Regions from separate parts of the Homo sapiens genome. Here regions 1 and 3 are each linked to region 2. Evidence: chromatin loops called from intact Hi-C (ENCODE). Cell type or tissue: IMR-90. All regions are shown on one strand. Links, peaks and the distances in the headings refer to the core of each region. The heading gives the core; the rest is flanking DNA.

Region 1 (6,457 bases), core at 673-5,672, 300 kb after region 2:
CATGAACAGCCACCACTGAGAATCACTGGAACCAACAGCATCCCTCATTAAATCCTCATTGTACCCCTCACTACTTAGTTCCCTCGTTCTGCCACCTGTTTCCAAATAGGCTTTGAGTCTCCCTTTTTCTAGTAAACAGTCAATAGCTGCATTCTGCTGTAGAAATGACCACTATTACACCAGATTTTCTTATATTATGAATGCCCATGAGTTTTCACAATTAAGATGCTGAAAGCATATGTGAAAAAGAAAAACATCTTCAATGGAAATATAGTTTCCCGTGTTTTTTTCCCCTCCTTTATCTCCCCAGTGTAAAATTACTGAGCTCTCTTTGTGCCTTGTCCATTCGTCATTTGTTACTTCACCCTAATTTATGAATTCATGTGATGGGCAACATATTTATATAGTATGATTACAATGGCACTGATACAGGAATTTTGATGCTCAAAGCATATTAAGAAAAGAAAAAAGTAACAATAATGATGAGGAATTCCTAAAAGAATTCCTCAGGTCTTTAGAAAATGATTATGTGTAAAATATTTCCTAAAGTATTCCATCTTATAACTGCTAAGATACTCTACTGTGAATGCAAAGCACATCTATTTGATTATTTTCTTTTCCTCGTGTCCTTAGTTGTATCTGTATCCTTTAAATCAGTGTTGCTTTAGTAAACTCTTTGTTAGTATTTGCCAAATTATCCTTGGATTCAGCTACCTTCCATTGTGTTATTATTGTAGTCATATCCTCAAAGTGTATTTGTAATACATTTTTCACAGATGATCCTAAAACAAGCTGTAATTAAGTATATAATTATAGCATATATAGTAGAAGGATTATTTTTTTTAAAAAATGCCAAGTAGCTTGTAAGGCCTCTGGAGAATTCTGAAATACACAAAACAAAAGCCATCATAAACTTGCTCCTTTTTTTTTTTTTCAAGACTGGCTCCTTTTAGTTCTGCTGTCTCCTGATTCCTCATTCACGAAGTGTCACACAGTAGATGATCACTGGATTCATGATACATGTGATGGCAGAGTCGATCTTTTTTTTTTTTTTTTTTCTGGATTGTGTTTTGCTCTTGCTGCCCAGGCTGGAGTACAATGGCATGATCTTAGCTCACCGCAACCTCTGCCTCCCGGGTTCAAGTGATTCTCCTGTCTCAGCCTCCCGACTAGCTGGGATTACAGGCATGTGCTAACACGCCTGGCTAATCTTTTGTATTTTTAGTAGAGATGGGGTTTCTCCAGGTTGGTTAGGCTGTCTCGAGCTCTTGACATCAGGTGATCTGCCTGCCTCGGCCTCCCAAAGTGCTGGAATTACAGGTGTGAGCCACTGCACCCGGCCTGAGTCAAACTTGTATGTGTTGACTTTATCAGGCTATATTTCTCTTACTACATTAATAATTTCATTGAATAAGTTCCAGTTAAGTGATAGTGCTTTAAGGGCAATACATTTCCCCAAACCAAAATGTCATATTTATACTTTAAAGTAATTTAAAACAATTAAATATTATAGTCAGTCAGAAACAATTTTTCTAATCTCAATTGATATCATGCCTACAAATAGCATAAATTTATTTCCATGCAAAAGCTCTTCAATCCTGTACTAAAAACAAAAACCTGAGCTCTATTTTTGGCTTAGCATTAATTTCCTGCTGTAAGTCTTCCAGTTTCCACGTTTATGAAACCAGCAAACTAGAGAAAAATAAACGGTTGTGTCCTTGAAGCCTAAGGACCTCAGGAATTAACGAGTTAATAATTTACACACTGCACATGTTCCTTAGGGGGAAATAGCCTTCATAACACACCACAAGTATAAAGTTAAAATAACTAAGGATGATAGAAGCAGTGAACTCCATTTATTGTGTGATGTGTATGGCATTTTGATTCTACAAATTCTGCCTTAACATATGGTAGCATTTAGCCAATACTCCTAATAATATTTATAAGTAGATTGAGAATTAGCTCACAAATACAATTCAGGAAGTTTATTCTGGTGATTTGTTTTTCATGTTCTGTGAAATGAATTGCATTAGAGGTCAGAGTAAGGGCCTTAAAGGGGCACTTCTTTAATATTTACAGTGAAGTTGATCTAGTTGAACATTGTAATGAGATACACACAACTGGCATCTCTTCTGGGAGTCAAATGCTGTCACTTTCTGCCCAGTTAGCCAAATTGTTGCATAATACGCAAAGATGGAAAAGGTCAGAGCAAATGGTCTCTGTGTTTACTGTTTTTCATTTTTAGCCACGGAAAAGAGGTAAACAAACTACTGTATGTGAGGACAAAGCAGGAATCGGAACCTAACTCCATAGCTGGCTAAATCTGTTCTCAGAGATCATTGCAACATGAATGCAATTCCTACCAAGTGTACTTAATTTGATCCTGCAAACCCTTAACCATTTTAGTGATTTGAAAAGAAGAGAAGAAAGAAAAATAACTGTTATCAGTCAAGCTGAAGGCAGTCAGCTCTCAAGGTTGATATCAACTCCCCAAATACATCACCAAATACCTTCATATCTCAATTTTCTCCTCCACAACTCACCTCTCATATTCCAGCTACCTCAGCCATCCACACACACACACACACACACACACACACACACACACACACAGTGAGAGAGAGAAGCAGATGGAACCACACAACTATCCCAACAACACTGGAGCAAATTAACAACTTAGAAAAGATGTACAAAAGGTTAAAGAGGAACAATTTGGGCTGAATAATTTTTTTAAAAGAAACACAAATTCACATATACTTTTCTAGGACACTTTCCTAAGTCTTTGCAAAACTTCTATTTAAAAAAAGAATGAAAGTACTTCATATTAAGGGTTTTTAAAAGTTAGTAATCATTTGAACATGTTTTTAATTACAAAATGCAATTAAAGTTTATTTGTGACCTACTAAAGAAGCTTCCTGCATCAGAAAAAGAGAATGAAAATGCTTGTTAAGGAGTCTATGCCTTGGACATCAGAGCATTCTAGGATTTTAAGATGGAGAATTCTCTTACAAAGGAAAGACTGTTATATTAGGTGTGACTACGTCAGAAAAACATTAAATTTTTCATTTGCTCCCGAAGGGGAAGCATTTTAATTCAAGTGACTAAATTTTTTTTTTCACTCAGCAAGAGATTCCTCAATCCTCTCAGGCTTGTAAAGATTTTGAGATTTTTACTTCTCTCTCTATGGCAATAAGTTGTCTATCTCTAATTTTCACCTAGCTTATTTTTTTCTCTGCCAGTGAAGTTTGGCTTAACTCCCCTTTTTAGAAGGTGTAAACAAATACATTGATTATTATCTAACCCATTTTAACTAAAAATAGCTAAGTTCATATTAAAATAAAACATATACACCACAATACTTATGTGTCAATTCTTTGAGCATTCATTTTCCTGACAACTATACATTTTCTTTGCACTATAAGCACCTCAGAATGTATGCTAGGATGTGCATTTTGCATGCCTAAAAGCACTTGTATTATTACGAGTGTGTTCATTCTACATTCCGCAGAGAATCAAAGCACCTAGAACATTAGTGGTGGAGTTATCAGATATCAAAGAATTTCCCCATGAAAAGAGTCTGGTGTCATCTGAAAGCAAATAATTTGTGTCCCTCCACTACATAAGCAAATAAGGCCTCTGGGCAAGAGAAATAGTTTTCCTGACATCCAGACGGTAAAGCTCATTCACTGCATAAAGCATGTTTCTCCTGTTTTCACAAAATTTTAAGAATGCTAGCTATGTGCTTCCCAGACCATAGCAGATTAGAAACTGCAAAAGGAAAAGAGATGGAACTGAGTAATAGAGTAGGCACCCCAAGAATGGCAAGGATTAATAGCTAACAGAAAAACTACTAAAAGCAGACAAATAAAATATAGTAATTTGAGATAATACAAAGATTTATTGAAAAGGTGAACTGCTTCAAACTTTTAATGGGCCATAAGTGCATTGGTACATTTATATTTATAGTTATACCTGAGTCATAAAAATAGTTATGTTTAATATACCGTTTAAGGTGTTTAAGAAAGCAGAGAAATTTCAAGTATAATTATGTTTCCAATAAAAATAATTCAATTTTTTAAAGGTTTGAAGTTCAAAAATACAACTTTCAGATATTTAGGAAGTTTAGTTTTGCAGCACAACTTCTTTTATTGCAATCATAGAATTAAATGAGGTATTGGCATAATATAACTTTAAAGTTTGACTATTTTTGTTGAGGTAAAAAATTATCAAGAGTTCAAGTAAAAGACTAGGAGAAGTTTTATCTAGAAGAGACTAAGCCTGTTGTCACATTGAAAATGTTTTCCTGGTCACCAGATAAATGCAGTGAATAAGAACAGATTTTGTCAATTGTCCTGATTTCATTGTATTTTACTAAATTAACAATGTTCACACAGAGAGGATAACAGCTGAGTGAACCCCTAAGTTATGGGGGTTGTCAGAGGAGAGGATGCCTTGCCACCACATTTATTGCCTCGTTTGTCGAGATCTTGCATTTTTCCAGGCCCAGGAGATTGTTAGTTTTAAAAGCCTGTGACACTTTTTAGACAATTCACTCTTACATAAATGCATGCATGCCCATATAGAAGTGTAAACCATTTCTGGTCTCATATTTTTGCAAGGGGCAGAGAAGGAGGAGATGGAGCTGGATAGTAGTGTCTAGGTTAGATATATTAGGAACCATGCAAAACTGGTTAAATATGAGTTTTCTTAACCACAGCAATCTGAAAAAAAAAATAGCTAGCTCATGAACCCAATCCATAGTCAACATTCACTAGCTGTTTAATTTGGCCATGTTTCTCTCAGATGAGACACCTGGGCTGCTGATTACCATTATCCCATTATCTCACCATTATCCTATATTGTGTGTGTTTAATCCCGTCATATTTTGTGGCAGATTGGCAAACTAATATCACAAAATACCAGTAACACAATAACACTTAATGTCTATTGCTCAAATGAGGGGAATATTCAATGCAGGTTGGATCACACTGGCCAAGCTGATGACTTAGATCTGATCCAGATGTCTGAAGTCATTTATAGCCAATTCTCTAGTCTGGCCAATTAGTCTTAACACTGAAGCAATTGACTTACCTGATGACAGTCTGAATCAACAGATAATTTATGACCTGAACTTCTGTAATTATTTTAATAGCCTTTTCATACCCTTTTTATTCTATTTATCGTAATAGGAACATTTAAAATGAGAACCTTCACTAAAGGAAAGAGATGTGAAGTTTTTAAAGAAATATTTTTTTAAAGGAATCAGAGACTTGCCCTTTGAAGAAAGTCTATATTGAAAAATGCCCACATTCTTCCTTTTAGCGCATTAGTTTGGAAATATTTTGGACTCATTTTCACCATTTTGAAGTATTACTATCTCCTAAATTGCAACTTGTTTATTGCCTGTACTAAGAAAACCTTCAAACATCTCGAAGATTAATTTCCTCTTCATTATCTTACTATTACTAGCAATGGGAACTGAAAGAGAAGTCGTTCCTATAATCCTGAATTTTTCCTCACTAATAGGCCAAGGATTCTTGACTTTGAGAGGCCAGTTTGCAGCCAAAATGGTGCCAGCCCGTGGGCACTCTGCGTTCATTCACCCCCTACTACAGGAGGGTCTCTCAGAATCACCAACATTGATGACAGGCAAATGTCATGACCACACAGTGGTGGCCTAAGAAAAAACATGGGATAAGGCAAGTTTTTGTGAAGAAAATGGAATAAATAAGTTGTTTTAGTTCACTTAGCTCACTAAAGAAACTCTGACTCAATATTAAACTGCTATACTTTCAACATACCATTGAGAATACCAAAGAAAATATTGCCTGGGGAGATACATGCTCAAACCTTCTCGTCTGCAGCTGCTATCAATTATTCTGCCCCAATGTGACCAGAAATCTCAGTTTTCAATAGAGAACTATGAGTTGTAAAAGAATCCTTATTGGCCACCCCTACATTCCCCTCCCCACCCCCACCTCTTGATTCTGTTTTGCTTTTCAAACCTTTTGAGTGTCCACGTACTTTGTATCCTAGCCCACTGGGAAGTTAGAAAAGCAAACTTAGTTAGTTTTAGGGCACAGGAGAGGTTTTGTGGCTTTCAGAGATTCTCCGTTGGATTACAAAAGCTCATAAAAGGGTACCTTCACCCTAAATGTTATATAAACAGAGTTCTGACGGTGTGTGTGTGATTTACACTCTTACAGAAGATCTTGAATCTTCCTTTTCTCCATGCCGGAAGATAAGTGAAGGACAAAAAAGCTATTTAGAAGAGTTAACCTGATCATTTTTTAAAAGATGTGTGCAAATCATTGAGGCTGGGATCCCGTTTGTCAACCAGATTGTCAGGAAATAATGTATTACTGACAAGAACAAAGTGTGCAGCTGGATACCCCAAACAACAGCATGCTAAATGAGCCAGAGACTTGTTATAAATATCTTCCCCAGGACTGCATTT
Region 2 (6,457 bases), core at 1,046-6,045:
CAGGTGCCCATGCAATCCTTGCACTACTAACAAAGGCCATAATTGTGGAGTTTGTCCCAAATTCTTAGCTGCAACCCCATGGGTAAATGTAAAGGCTGAGATAAGGATAAAGGCAAGGCCATTTAAATTAATTGAAGGTCCTGAATTTTTTCCCTTTGGGGAACAGCTTAGGGAGGGGAAAGAAAAGAATCTCTCCATTAAGACGGTCTTTAAATTGGCAAGCAAACACTTTTTGGTTAATATCAAACAAAGGATCAATGTAAGAAAAAAATTATGTATTTCTCCTGTCCAAACTACCATATTTCAGAGCATACTCATTGGCAGTTTTCCATCATTTCAGTTTCTGGGACAGGGACAGAAGCTTTGGACAGCCGGTTTGTTTGTGTTTTATTCTTTTCATTTGTTTGTTTAATTTTCCATTATGAATTGGACATGAAATGTGCAACCAAATTCCTGCATTAAATATCCCTGGCATAAAAGACATGCATTAAATACCCCTGAGATAAAGGACATCCCCAATATACTCCATCATTAATGAGCTTAGTACTGAGTTTCAATCGCAAGAGAGGAGTGGCAAGTTTTGATATGTCCTACAGCAAATGATCGAAGGTTTTTACCCTCCTTGTAGTATGAAGAAAGTATCAGTCAAGTTATCTCCTAGCCTGGACTGAACAGGTGAGTAGTTTCTATGCCTTAGATATTACTACCATGAAGTGAAGGATACAATTACATAACTGTAGGCTGGGGGCGGTGGCTCACGCCTGTAATCCCAGCACTTTGGGAGGCTGAGGCGGGCAGATCACAAGGTCAGGAGATCGAGACCATCCTGGCTAACACGGTGAAACCCCGTCTCTACTAAAAAATACAAAAAATTAGCCAGGTGTGGTGGCGGGTGCCTGTAGTCCCAGCTATTTGGGAGGCTGAGGCAGGAGAATGGCATGAACGCTGGAGGCAGAGCTTGCAGTGAGCCAAGATCTCGCCACTGCACTCCAGCCTGGGCAACAGAGCAAGACTCCATCTCCAAAAAAAAAAAAATTATGTAGCCATAGAATAGGTTTACAGCCTAAAATCCTACGCAAACCTACCATAAGCTTTTGTGAATTAATGAGACCTTTGAAGCATTAGACATTTTATTCCCTCTTTCTTAGCATCATAGTTGGTCCTCAATATCTTGACACTTTCAGGCATGCAATACTTATTTTGAAATACATATTTTCAAAGCATTTCGATGCCTACTTTTCCCAAAAGAGCATTTAGATTCTTCAGTAAATGAACCTAGACATACAATTTGTGTCTTATCTTCCACTGGCCAAAGCAACTTATATAGATTTGTTTTCTCACAACTCTGCAAAATACAGTAAATACAAGAATAGTGACTTTTTAATTTTGTGGACTAACTGAGGAAAACAACGATGAGGACAGTCTGGAGCAGGAGTAGGCAAACTATAACCCATGGGCCAAATCTGGTTCAATGCCTGTTTTCATACATAAAGTATTATTGATTGAAACATAGCCAGGTTCATTTGTTTATGTATTGTCTAAGGTTGCTTTCACACTAAGATGGCAGAGTTTTAAATATACAGATACTTATTATCCACAAAATCATCAATACTTACTATGGCCCTTTACAGAAAACATTTGCCAAATCCTGGTCTGGAGCACAGCCCTAACAATTTGAAGACCAATGTCTGTGGCCTTCCATAAATTTTCACTTGTTGACAATCCCTGGACAGCAGATGGAATTTACGCTTAAACAATCTGGTTATTTTTATATTCTTAAATATGAGAAGTTATCTTAATTTTTGTTGAATACCTACTAGAAGTATATTTAATTCTCTATTAGATGATATTATTTCCAAATAAGTTTCTGAAAACTACCATCCTACACATTATTCTTCTTCAGAACTCTTTGAGTACATTTTCAAATATAGACAAAATGAAAAGCAGACTTTTAAAATAGTACTTTGATGGGAAATGCATTATTGTAGTAGTGTATATAAGAAAAAGAAAAGGACAAGAAGGTGATGCACAGAAATTGCCTTTAGATATTTGAGGTTATATGTATAAAGATATATATGCATATACATACACACATATAATCTTATAGATAATTTGTATACTCCTTTTGATTCTGGTTTGATCCTCCAGATCTATAATTCAACACAAATAATAGTGAATTGCATGTTTATTGACTTTTTTAGGTAAATACTTTTACAGCCTAATGTCATACAGTAGCGGCTGATAACATCAGTTTAGACATGGAACTGCTTTACTTAGAATTTGTTTTTCTCTCAAAGGGTCAAAGTATCCTTAATAAAAGAGAAAGATTTCCCTTATGTTTTCAGCTAGCCACAGCAACTAGGCACAACACTGAAAAAAAAAAAAGACAAGTAAAACTGTCTTTCAAACTTCTGTTTGCCCTTGCAAAGTGTCCTGGCTTAGGTGGATATTGAATATTGAATAACTTTGTCTATTCTTAATCCAAAGGCAGTGCAAAGCAAAAGACTAATAAAGAAGGATTAAGACTAAGGCCACTACATAGAGTCATCAAGTCGTAGAAAAGACTATCATAACATTTCTGACTCCACATCTAAGTTATCCTAAAATAGAAGCTGTTCTTTGAGCAATAGAGCATCCTTGCACTGACCTGGAGCACTGCTGCAGAGTCCAATTGGGTTAGAATTAAATTACATAATCATTTAGTCATAGTACACATTCTTATTGAGTGACGCAGGCATCAGACATGGTACTAAGTACTGAGTGTCCAAAGTCATGCAACGCAAGGTCCCTGTCTTCATGAGGCTTTTATTTAGTGGCAAAGGGAGACAACTCAATCTGGGAGAATGTGGAGAGTGCTATACTCTACTGGAGTTCAAACCTGTGACTCCCACCCTCACGTAATATGAGCATGTTTTATTTAACTCATTAATTAATAAGATGTTATGACCAGATCAAAAGTTGTTTTATAAGCTGGACAGAGACCATCTTAGAATGAGATTGATGGGTAGATTTAAAAAGTGGCTCATGTCCAACAGGACCATAAACCTTTGGAGTTATCTGCTCCACCTGGCAGAAATTATTTGCAGCTCCACCATGCAAAAAGCTACAAGTCAACAGCGAATGCTACAAAGTCTGGAATTTGTAATTAATAGTAAACAGTGAGGTAACCTAAGTATATTAGTTAATCTGTAGCTGGCCTTCTTTCAAAAAGACAATGAATGGAGGCTGTCCACATTTTTTACTTATTTCTTAAGCTTCAGATATAGTTTCTGAAGCACAGAGGAGGCCACCTTGAGGTCAGGATGGGGCAAGGCAAGCATGGCAGCATTTGAGTTAAGATTTGGAAGCTAAGTAGGAAAAACTGGCCATGGATGTGAAGATGGGCATTCCAGGAAAATAAAGAAAAATATGTGGCAACTTCACATTCATTCCTGTGCTACGCTGTGTAATTCCCCTGAAGGCTGGTAATTCAAAAAAAAAAAAAAAAAAAACCTCTAGAAAAAGATAGAAAACACAGAAGTTCCCATTTTTAGAATGGAGAATCAATCTGCCAAGTTTAGATAGGCATGGATTAAGAAATAAACTCACAAGGAAGCATTATATTATCCAGAAGCTGTGAAGGACCAGAATGCCTCCACAAAGCCTAGGGGATGTTCCACATTGGACCATGAGCCTAGCGAATGACTGAAAAAGGGCAAAAAGGGGGAAAAACTGTAAATGGTCTATTTCCTAGCCACATGTGCTGCTTGTCTGAATCAGGTTACGGTCTCTCACTTACTCTATTTAGAATTCTGTACATCTGGGTGTATTTTTTTCTAGTGTTTCCTATCATATCAGTGACAGAATTGTCAACACTGAGGTATCCATAAATTATACTGCAGTCTAGTAGTTTCCAGTGTCTGCGAAGCTTAGAACAAAAGACTCAAATGCAAATGTGAGCTGCTTAATTCAGTGAGTATTTGTGATGTTACCCAGGTGCCAATGACATCTTTCTGACCAGCTCAGAGGCACCAGGGAGCAACCCAACATACATTTTTAATGTGCTCAGCTGTGACAGCATATACACACAGAAGACCTTAAGGCCTTAAAGCCATCCTCCTGGAAACCACTGCACTTTTAGGGACCCAGAAGAAATGGTTTAATTAATCTTCTTTTTCAGGGTAGCTTTTTTTGATATAAATTATGTACACTGAAAACCTGCCAATTATAGCAAATTAAGGGACTTGGCAAGTGCATCCCTTAGAGGCAGATGGTAAATAATATCCAGATTCTGATTTGAAATAGGACCAGAGATTAGCTGGTGCAGAATGTAAAAGCAATCTAGATATGAGAAATAAACAGATTTAGTGTGAGCTCAAGAGGAGGGTTTTGGTTTGGGAGAGCTATAGTGATGCATTGAAAATGGATGACTCATTATCACTACGTGCATTTCCCTGAGATGAGCCAGCTCCAAGTGCTTCTTTCTGTGATTCTTTGATGAACAATTATTTATTGCATTAGTATCTTCACTATGTTACTCAGATGCTTCCGTTTCCTAATCTGTGCAATGAGCATAGAGCAGGTTGGGGTGAGTTTTTAATGTCATCACCACATCATGTGCTCCGTGTAGTACTTGACGTACAGTAAGCGTTAAAAAATGTTAGCTGTTTTTGTTAGTTATGACTACCAAAATAAAGAACAACTCTCACATACCTTCACCCTTATGTTTTGGCCAAAAATCCTAGCTAATGCTTATGAAAGCTGATTATGTGCTTCTACCTGATTCCATCAATTTCTTTACTTATTAATAGCATTCAAAATAAAGAGTCTGACCTTAACTTTGTTTATTTTTCCTTCTTAAATCAACCGTTAGCATTCCTCTTATCTATTAGGGCTTCCCATAATACTCTCCCCCACCCTCTGCCTTTTAATGTATAGTCTAGATCATTTGTGCTTAATTAGATAAAACCTCATCTCTTGTCTCTATACAACATTTTAGTATCTATTACTTCACTGATAATGTAAAAATTTTTGCCACATACAACACAGCTTTACAACATAAAGCTTCATGCATGATTTCATACCATGCTTCATACTCTTACTAGCTCTTCCACTATTCTCATTTATGCATGAGGAATGGGAGGCTCAGAGAGTTTAAGTACTATGCCTTTGTCACACAGATGGTGGGTCCCGGGAGCTGACTTGCCTTGATATTCTGTTGTCACTCAAAGACTGAAAACCACATAAAACCAAAGGAAATCGTGAAAGATAAAGTGTTCAGGTTGGTGTATCCTTGAAAGTGCCAGAAGAGAACTCCACTATGTATATCAAAGTTAAGGTGATTATCTAGGGAGAAGTTTAGACACATGCAAGACCAAATAATATTACTTCTCTGCTCACGTTTTTACTTCTCCAACCTCAGTTTGTATCTGGTTTGAGTCACTACAGCAAGGAGGATGGTGACCTCACCTTATTCGCTTAGTAACTAGATTTCTTGTTTTGCTAATTCACCACAGAAATAATTTAGAACAATTACTGGGTTCAGTTACAGATTCCACACTTTGGGGGAAAAAAAAAAGTAGGGTAAAGGCAGGGAGACATCCACCAGATGACAAGGTAAGAATGGAGGTTAGAATGAAGGTAAATGGGCAGAGCCAACAGAGCAAAACTCTCAGGCTCTGCTTGCACAAAGCTGTCGCAATCCTGCAACTCCCAGAAAACAGTCGTCACATTAGCCAGTACGTGTACGGCAATCTTCCCGGAGTCCGAAGTCTCAGATAGGACAAACTCAAGCGCACATTCGTCATGTAATTCATGTTCAGCCTAGGTTGCTAAAATTAGGGAATGACTCAATCATCATACACCATTACAGCTATTTTCAAGGCTGTAAGTGATGCGTTGCACCGACACTGATGCAAAAGCTTACCCCAATTAGCTTCTGCAAATGCTCTTCCTGCAACAGAGCTTCGTTTCCTAGGAGCCTTCAATCTAATTACAAAGCTTGATTCTCCCGCAGGGCCTGCCTGGCCAGATGATTTCATTTTACTTTTAGGCTAACCTTTGCCATCAGTGATGTCACTGAAGTGTTCCTTCTCTTGAGAGGCTCCTAGGAGCACACTAAAAGGTTAATTTGTTTGATATTTGGTTAAAGAGACTTCTCTACTGGAGGGGCTCTGTTTTGCTGTAGGCAGGTAATGGTACAAAGCAGGCATCTTCAGATGAAGGCAATTTGCACCCAGCCAGCACCAACATAGCTTTATGCACTAACTATCCAGCAGCCACTCAGATAGAAAATCACTGCTGAGAAGGAAGTCAATGGATCCTTTCTGCAATTCACATTATTCACTCAAGGAGATTTTGCATATTTCCTAGTGCTTTTTTTCTCTCAAAAACAAGAGCTGCAAGGCTCAGTGGAAAATGTAACCAGCTACGCAACAGGAAAAACTTGTGTTCAACCACCTTAGGCATCAGAAAAACA
Region 3 (6,457 bases), core at 725-5,724, 130 kb after region 2:
TTGGGCCAAGTTCTAGTTCATCATTTCCTAACAGCCGAAGCAGAGACAACATGATGGATTACAGAGCCATCATTTTCTATGAACAGAAAGCACACCAGTTCATCAACAAAGATAAACTTTCCTATCCCTGAGTTCGAAGAAGAATTTGTCAAAATGATCTTTATGTAAGGGACAGGGAGCTCCATAATGTCCCCCATAGCAATTTTACAAGCAATATAGATACGTTCCACATGGCTATTCCTCATATTGCTCTGACACTGAAGCCAAGCACATTAAAAATTGTAGTTCTATAAAGGCAACGTGGGAAGTAAAGTTGGAAAATGAAGAGAGAAAGGAGAGGTTGGAAGAAAGAGAAGACACAGATCTGCATGTTTCTGCAACATGGCCTAATACAAGCTTATGCTTAAACAATATCTAAACTGAATAAATAATACTTTCAGAATATATTGTGGGAATATCAGCGTCTCCTCTGAGCTTCTAATGAAAGTTAATTGGTAGATAATTCAGATACACTAGGTCGTTAATCATGCCACCAGACACATAGATAACAAAGTTGGTATATTATTATAATTGAATAAATTATCATATGTTTGCCATATTGAACAGTCAAATCATATACACATGAAGTGGTCTGTAGACATGAGAAAAAAGTGGTCTGTTTTATTTCGTTTTGCGTTTCTTGAGAAAAATAGCTTTGTATTTTGAATAAGAGCAAGGCCAAAGTGTCAAATTCCGCCCCATATAGCGGTGTACGCTGATATGTGTGTAACTTAAACACTTCCTTGACTGATGTGTTTAACCGGCTTCACGGAGATCTTTAAAGCATTAAAATTGTATTCCAAAGCTCTATAACTTGCCAAGAAGAAAGACAAGAGTTAGCTGTGCAACCTGTAAAGGCGAGTTGGTTACCTATCACTTATCAAACTATTAGCTTGAAATTTGAAACTATCCTTTACAATATTAAATGAAGCTGGACATTGCAAGAGCTTTGTGGTTATTGTTGGGTTTGAATCTCAGCTCTGACAAATATTAAAGAAGGAGCTTAGACAAGTGCTTCAAACTTTGTTAGCTTCAGTTTCCTCATCTGTAAAATAGTGATAATAATATTTCCCCTGGAGGCTGTCTGGAGGTTGGGAGGTCATATGGTGAATGTACTGTGCCTGAAACCTTGTGTGCAAAATAGTCAATCAATCAATCAATAAGCCATAGCTATTAAGCATTTCGAATATTATAATCCAATCTTCAGAACTAGGTCCTCCTTTCTTTTATTTATTTATTTTTTTTGAGACGGAGTCTTGCTGTTTTGCCCAGGCTGGAGTGCAGTGGCGCGATCTTGGCTCACTCCAAGCTCCGCCTCCCGGGTTCACGCCATTCTCCTGCCTCAGCCTCCCGAGTAGCTGGGACTACGGGCGCCTGCCACCGCACCCGGCTAATTTTTTGTATTTTTAGTAGAGACGGGGGTTTCACCGTGTTAGCCAGAATGAGTCTTGATCTCCTGACCTCGCGATCCACCCGCCTCGGCCTCCCAAAGTGCTGGGAATACAGCGTGAGCCACCGCGCCCGGCCGGGTCCTCCTTTCTTTACAAGGAAGCAGAGACTCCAGTTCATTCCACAAACTGTTTGCTAAAGGGTTTGTGGCCTCTTAATACCAAAAACTATATAAAAATAAATGCATATGCAAATAAGAGGAAAAACTAAGCAGCTTTGTTTGTTTTTATAAGTAGCTTAGGTTGCAAACATACCTCTTGCTTTGGCTAATATGTGAACCATATAAATCGTGGGTTTTATTCTGTCCATACCTGTAGAGGACCAAAATATTTTTTTTTAGTAAGTTTAGATGAAGAGATTTCATGAAAACTATCTACAGCAATTTATGAAAGAAAACTTAATATTTCCATGATAATTTTTGTGAAGTTAAATTTTTACATAAATGAAAAGGTGGCACATCAACTGATACAGGAGCTTTGGCAATGTGTGAAATCCATTGATTTCTCTATGGCACTGAATTAACAATAACTTCTTTTAATAAACCACCATTTGACACAATTAGCTCACTTTTTACCAGTGGTAGAGCCTCAAAATGTAAAGAAAATCAAAGAAAGCTGACGGCATCCTAGGAGAATCACACTTTGCAATGAACTGATCATGAAATTTTGCCGGTTTTGAGTGTGTGTATGTGTGTGTTTTAATATGGATAAAAACTGCATTTCTCTCTCTCTTTCTCTCTGGTAATTGTATGAGTGGGAAGAGCTATAATTCTGCAAATCAACTATTGATTTTCTTTTATTTTGTATATTATCTGCAAGAATGGGACTGTATTGACTCTCATATCTGTTTATCTTCTCTCATGTAAAGGTTGGTGTCACAGAAATAATTTGGGTTTCTGAATTAGACCAACTTGTATTTTAACTCTGTTTTCTCCTATCAATTAGTTGAGAATCTTGAGACACACATGCACACATAGAAACATCTTCAAACCTTGGTTTCTTCATATGTAAATAGGGTTGATAACAACTATCTCCTACTTTAAAGTCAATTTTTCTTTCTTAGTGGAAGTAAAAGAACTTTTTCTTCCCCTGTACACGAAAGTACCATTATACAGGAACTGACCAGAGTATGAATGAAAGCTCAAGTGAGTTTCAATGGCAACTTTTTCCTCCAACACTGAGGAGATAAGGAAAGGGAAAGAATTTCAGTTAGCCAGGGATGTTAAGGGGTGTACATCTCTACCACTTCAGGCATGAGACACACCAATGGCAAAGGAGGACTGGGGTGTTATCTTGACAGCCACTTACCCTTAGAAACCCTTTTCCCTTCTAGCAAGCCAGAAGAAAAACAGAACTATCAGGGATCCTCAGAGGGACATGAACAGGCTGCCAGGCAAAATGTGTGTGCTGTGGTCCAGTATGTCCCAGAGAAAGGCTGCAAGTAAGCCCCAGCCAGTACTATAGGTCCAATGGGGCTGAGTGCAGCCTGACTCCTCTGAGGCAAGGAGAGATGGGGAGGTGGGGGTGGGGAGCCTCATCACATCTAGAGTGAGGGAGTGCTCAAGGGTGGGGTTTTTCAAGGGGTGCCAGCAAGACAGGGCAACCCCACCCAAAGAGATCTTTTAAAATGATAGATAAAATCCAATCCCACATTTACAGTGAATCTGAAATTAAACTGTGGCGGCATAGTCAATTGCCTCCAGTAATTCTATACCTAAAGCATACAACTTTCAAATTCCTTAGGGGCTGATTTTGCGTCCAGATAAAAATCTCATTACAAAATGGCTTCTCCTTGGAAGAGTTTAGACCCCAGGAAGAGGGATTTGTCCCAGGGACCCATTCCCAAGATGGGGGTGCAAATGAAACACTGTATGAAATGTGTCTGGCCCATAGGAGGCACTCAATGCCTGCTAGTGCCTTAATGTAGTTCTATTCATTTCTCCATTCTTCCAGAAAATATAGATTTATTGAATGTCTCCTATGTGGCAAGTATTGGCCGTGGTCCTAGAACTAAGCAATGACTAAGAGAGGGAAATCCACATGCTCATGGAATAAAAAGAGCAGTTTTGACCTGTGCTTTAAATGAGTTATTCCAGACATGGTCTTGGCAGTGCAGCTTGTTAGAAAGAGCACTTTACTAGGAGTTAAAAAGATTGGAATTCAACTTCTACCATTAATTAGTTATGATTTTGGAAAAGCCATTTAATGCCCTTCGATGTCAGTTTCTTTGGAAAAGAAGAAAAAAAGGAACTTTGGATGTATAAGTTCTAAAGCCTCTTTTGTCTGAGCATAGGTAACTACATGTTTATCAAACATGTGTCCTTGGGCTTGTTCATGCCATGCCAAGTTCACTAGCCTTTTCGAAAGTGCTGTTTTTCTTGCCTGACCCTATTACCACTCTCTCTTTATGCCTAGCTGACTAATAAAGGCAGCAGAGTTCTTTCAGCCCACTTTTAGTCATGATCCTGTGGCAAAACAGTTTGCAGATCAAAGTGACTACCAAGACTTAGAGTGCAACCATTGACAAACAGGTCTCGGTTACCCTCTCCAGCAGTGGACACTGCTCAGAAGCTGTCTACACCATGATTTAACACTGTGACCTTGTTTTGAAACAGTTCTTTTTGACACCAGATGTCCAACAATGGCTATGTTCGCAGACCTTGCACAGTACCTGCAATATTCATGGATGTCATTTTGCTCCAAAATGTGCTATATCAACAGCCTGTCTCAACACCATCTCCTGTCTCAGGTTTCCTGAGAAAAGGAAGGCACTGGGGTGAAATGAGGAGACTCCACTGGATTGATGGGTGAGCCTCAGCCTTATCTAGATTCCCCTATGTTTCAGGGTAGTTTTGTGCACTTTGGTGATGCTGAGAACAGATTGATGCCAATAAGCCATTTGAGATAAGAACTAATTGGAAACAGAAGGTTGAAGAATGATTATGTTGGGAATGAGCAAAGGGGACAGACAAGTAATTATTCCGGCAGAATTTCTTTACACAAAACGCAGATGGAAGAGGGAACAAAATTCCAAAGTCCGTGGCAGAAGTACGCAGCTGCACATTTCTTTTTTGCGGAAAAGCAAACAGAGTGATTCACTGGGTTGGTAATGGGCTTCGGGGATCCCTAGGGATTCACAATGTGCTGGCAGCCCACAGCATGTAAAATAACTCAGTGGCCTCTGTGTACTTCGCCTCCTCAACTGGCTGTAATTGTGAAGCACATGGACAAGATGGAAGGGAAGGACTGAGGAGAAGCGGCCTCCTGTTTACACATGAATCACGGTGGTGGTGTGTTGCAAAGAAGGCAGAAACAGCAACGCATACATATTCCACATTTGTAACAAGCCATAGATCAGACTGGACTGCACACTTCCATTCATAAATATGAGCTCATAACAAATAGAAATCAGGGAAAGTAGAATCTTGCACAATATTCCTCAAAATTATTATAGAGTCATCAGGCTGCAGTTAAATCGAGCTCTGTGATTTCAAAACTATGATTTGATTTGAAAGGCAAAGACAATAATAATTAGTAATCAGGGTAGAAAACTGAGCATCCACCCCCACCCACAAAGAAAAATCCATCAGCAGCAGTTTTACTCAGCGAGGCTAATTAAAAGCTGTCTAACACTGTAATGCGTACAAAAATACAAAATAAAGACAGAAAACCTTGCCTAGTTTTGGTCTCAGACTTAAACGATATCTTCCTTTGGCTATTTGTGTGTGTATATATATAAATATATATTTATAGTCAACAGTGATTTAAGGACAAACGCATTCAAAAAACATTCAAGGGCATCCCTCCTAAAGCATGATATAGTCAAAAGGAAACTGGACTCCTCACTGGATGGGAACATGAAGGACATTGCAGGCTTCACAGTGATGAGAGGAGTTATTAACATGTAGGAAATTATAGAGAAAAAGAAAAAAATAAAGAGATATAAGACCTTGGCCGGGCGCAGTGACTCATGCCTGTAATCCCAGCACTTTGGGAGGCCGAGGCGGGTGGATCACTTGAGGTCAGGAGTTCGAGACCAGTCTGGTCAACATGGGGAAACCTCGTCTCTACTATAAATACAAAAATTAGCTGGGTGAGGTGGCGCATGCCTATAATCCCAGCTACTCAGGAGGCTGAGGCAGGAGAATCACTTGAATCCGGGAGATGAAGATTGCACTGAGCCGAGGTTGCGTCACTGCACTACTGCCTGGGCGACAGAGCGAGAGTCTGTCTCAAAAAAAAAAAAAAAAAAAAAAGAGAGAGATATAAGACCTCATATGAGGTAAGAGCCATAATTTGGAAACACAGATAAGAAAAAAGGTAGGTACAGTTATTCAAAAAAGAAAAGAGGTTGGGCGCGGTGGCTCATGCCTGTAATACCAGCACTTTGGAAGGCCAAGACAGGTGGATCATGAGGTCAGGAGTTCAAGACCAGCCTGGCTAAGATGGTGAAACCCTGTCTCTACTAAAAATAAAAATAAAAAAATAGCCGGGCATGGTGGTGGTTGCCTGTAATCCCAGCTACTGAGGCAGAGAATTGCTTGAACCCAGGAGGCAGAGGTTGCTGTGAGCCGAGATTGTGCCATGCACTCCAGCCTGGGTGACAGAGTGAGACTCTGTCAGAAAGAAAGAAAGAAAGGAAAGAAAGAAAGAGAGAAAGAGAGAAAGAGAGAAAGAGAGAAAGAGAGAAAGAAAGAAAGAAAGAAAGGAAGAAAGGAAGAAAGGAAGAAAGGAAGAAAGGAAGGAAGGAAGAAAGGAAGGAAGGAAGAAAAGAAAGTGAGAAAGAAAGAGAGAAAGAGAGGGAGAGAGGGAGGGAGGGAGGGAGGGAGGGAGGGAGGAGGGAGATGGCAGTAATATATTTCAGAAGAAAAACAATAGTAGATTTCAGAGTAATAGATTTTTGGTGAGATGAGGTATGGACTTTTACAATGCTTGATTGGTTTAGGGTTTTTAAAAATTGATGTCAAAGT

Evidence for each region. Peaks named below come from ENCODE experiments on the same cell type or tissue, not always from the same donor. Only the 100,000 strongest peaks of a DNase experiment are listed, where the experiment ranks them.
Region 1: it touches region 2 in a loop (4-fold over the local background); 8 of 110 quality-filtered maps call a loop at or near these places.
Region 3: it touches region 2 in a loop (2.5-fold over the local background); 3 of 110 quality-filtered maps call a loop at or near these places.

Annotation. Positions count from the first base shown.
Region 1 is chr6:139,750,846-139,757,302 of GRCh38, reverse strand. No RefSeq gene overlaps it. Among named protein-coding and RNA genes, the nearest start is that of FILNC1, 17 kb to the left of the region's middle. In IMR-90, for the core only: no CTCF peak of the experiment used is centred there; a DNase peak (open chromatin) is centred at 3,712; H3K27ac peaks cover 1,250 bases.
Region 2 is chr6:140,049,774-140,056,230 of GRCh38, reverse strand. The region is part of intron 1 of LINC02941 (long intergenic non-protein coding RNA 2941); the gene reads right to left. All of the region lies in intron 2 of LOC107986652 (a long non-coding RNA gene), which reads left to right. Among named protein-coding and RNA genes, the nearest start is that of LINC02941, 77 kb to the right of the region's middle. In IMR-90, for the core only: a CTCF peak has its summit at 3,284; DNase peaks (open chromatin) are centred at 3,280, 4,450 and 5,430; H3K27ac peaks cover 887 bases.
Region 3 is chr6:139,924,418-139,930,874 of GRCh38, reverse strand. No RefSeq gene overlaps it. Among named protein-coding and RNA genes, the nearest start is that of LINC02941, 49 kb to the left of the region's middle. In IMR-90, for the core only: a CTCF peak has its summit at 3,386; DNase peaks (open chromatin) are centred at 3,494, 3,944 and 4,714; H3K27ac peaks cover 964 bases.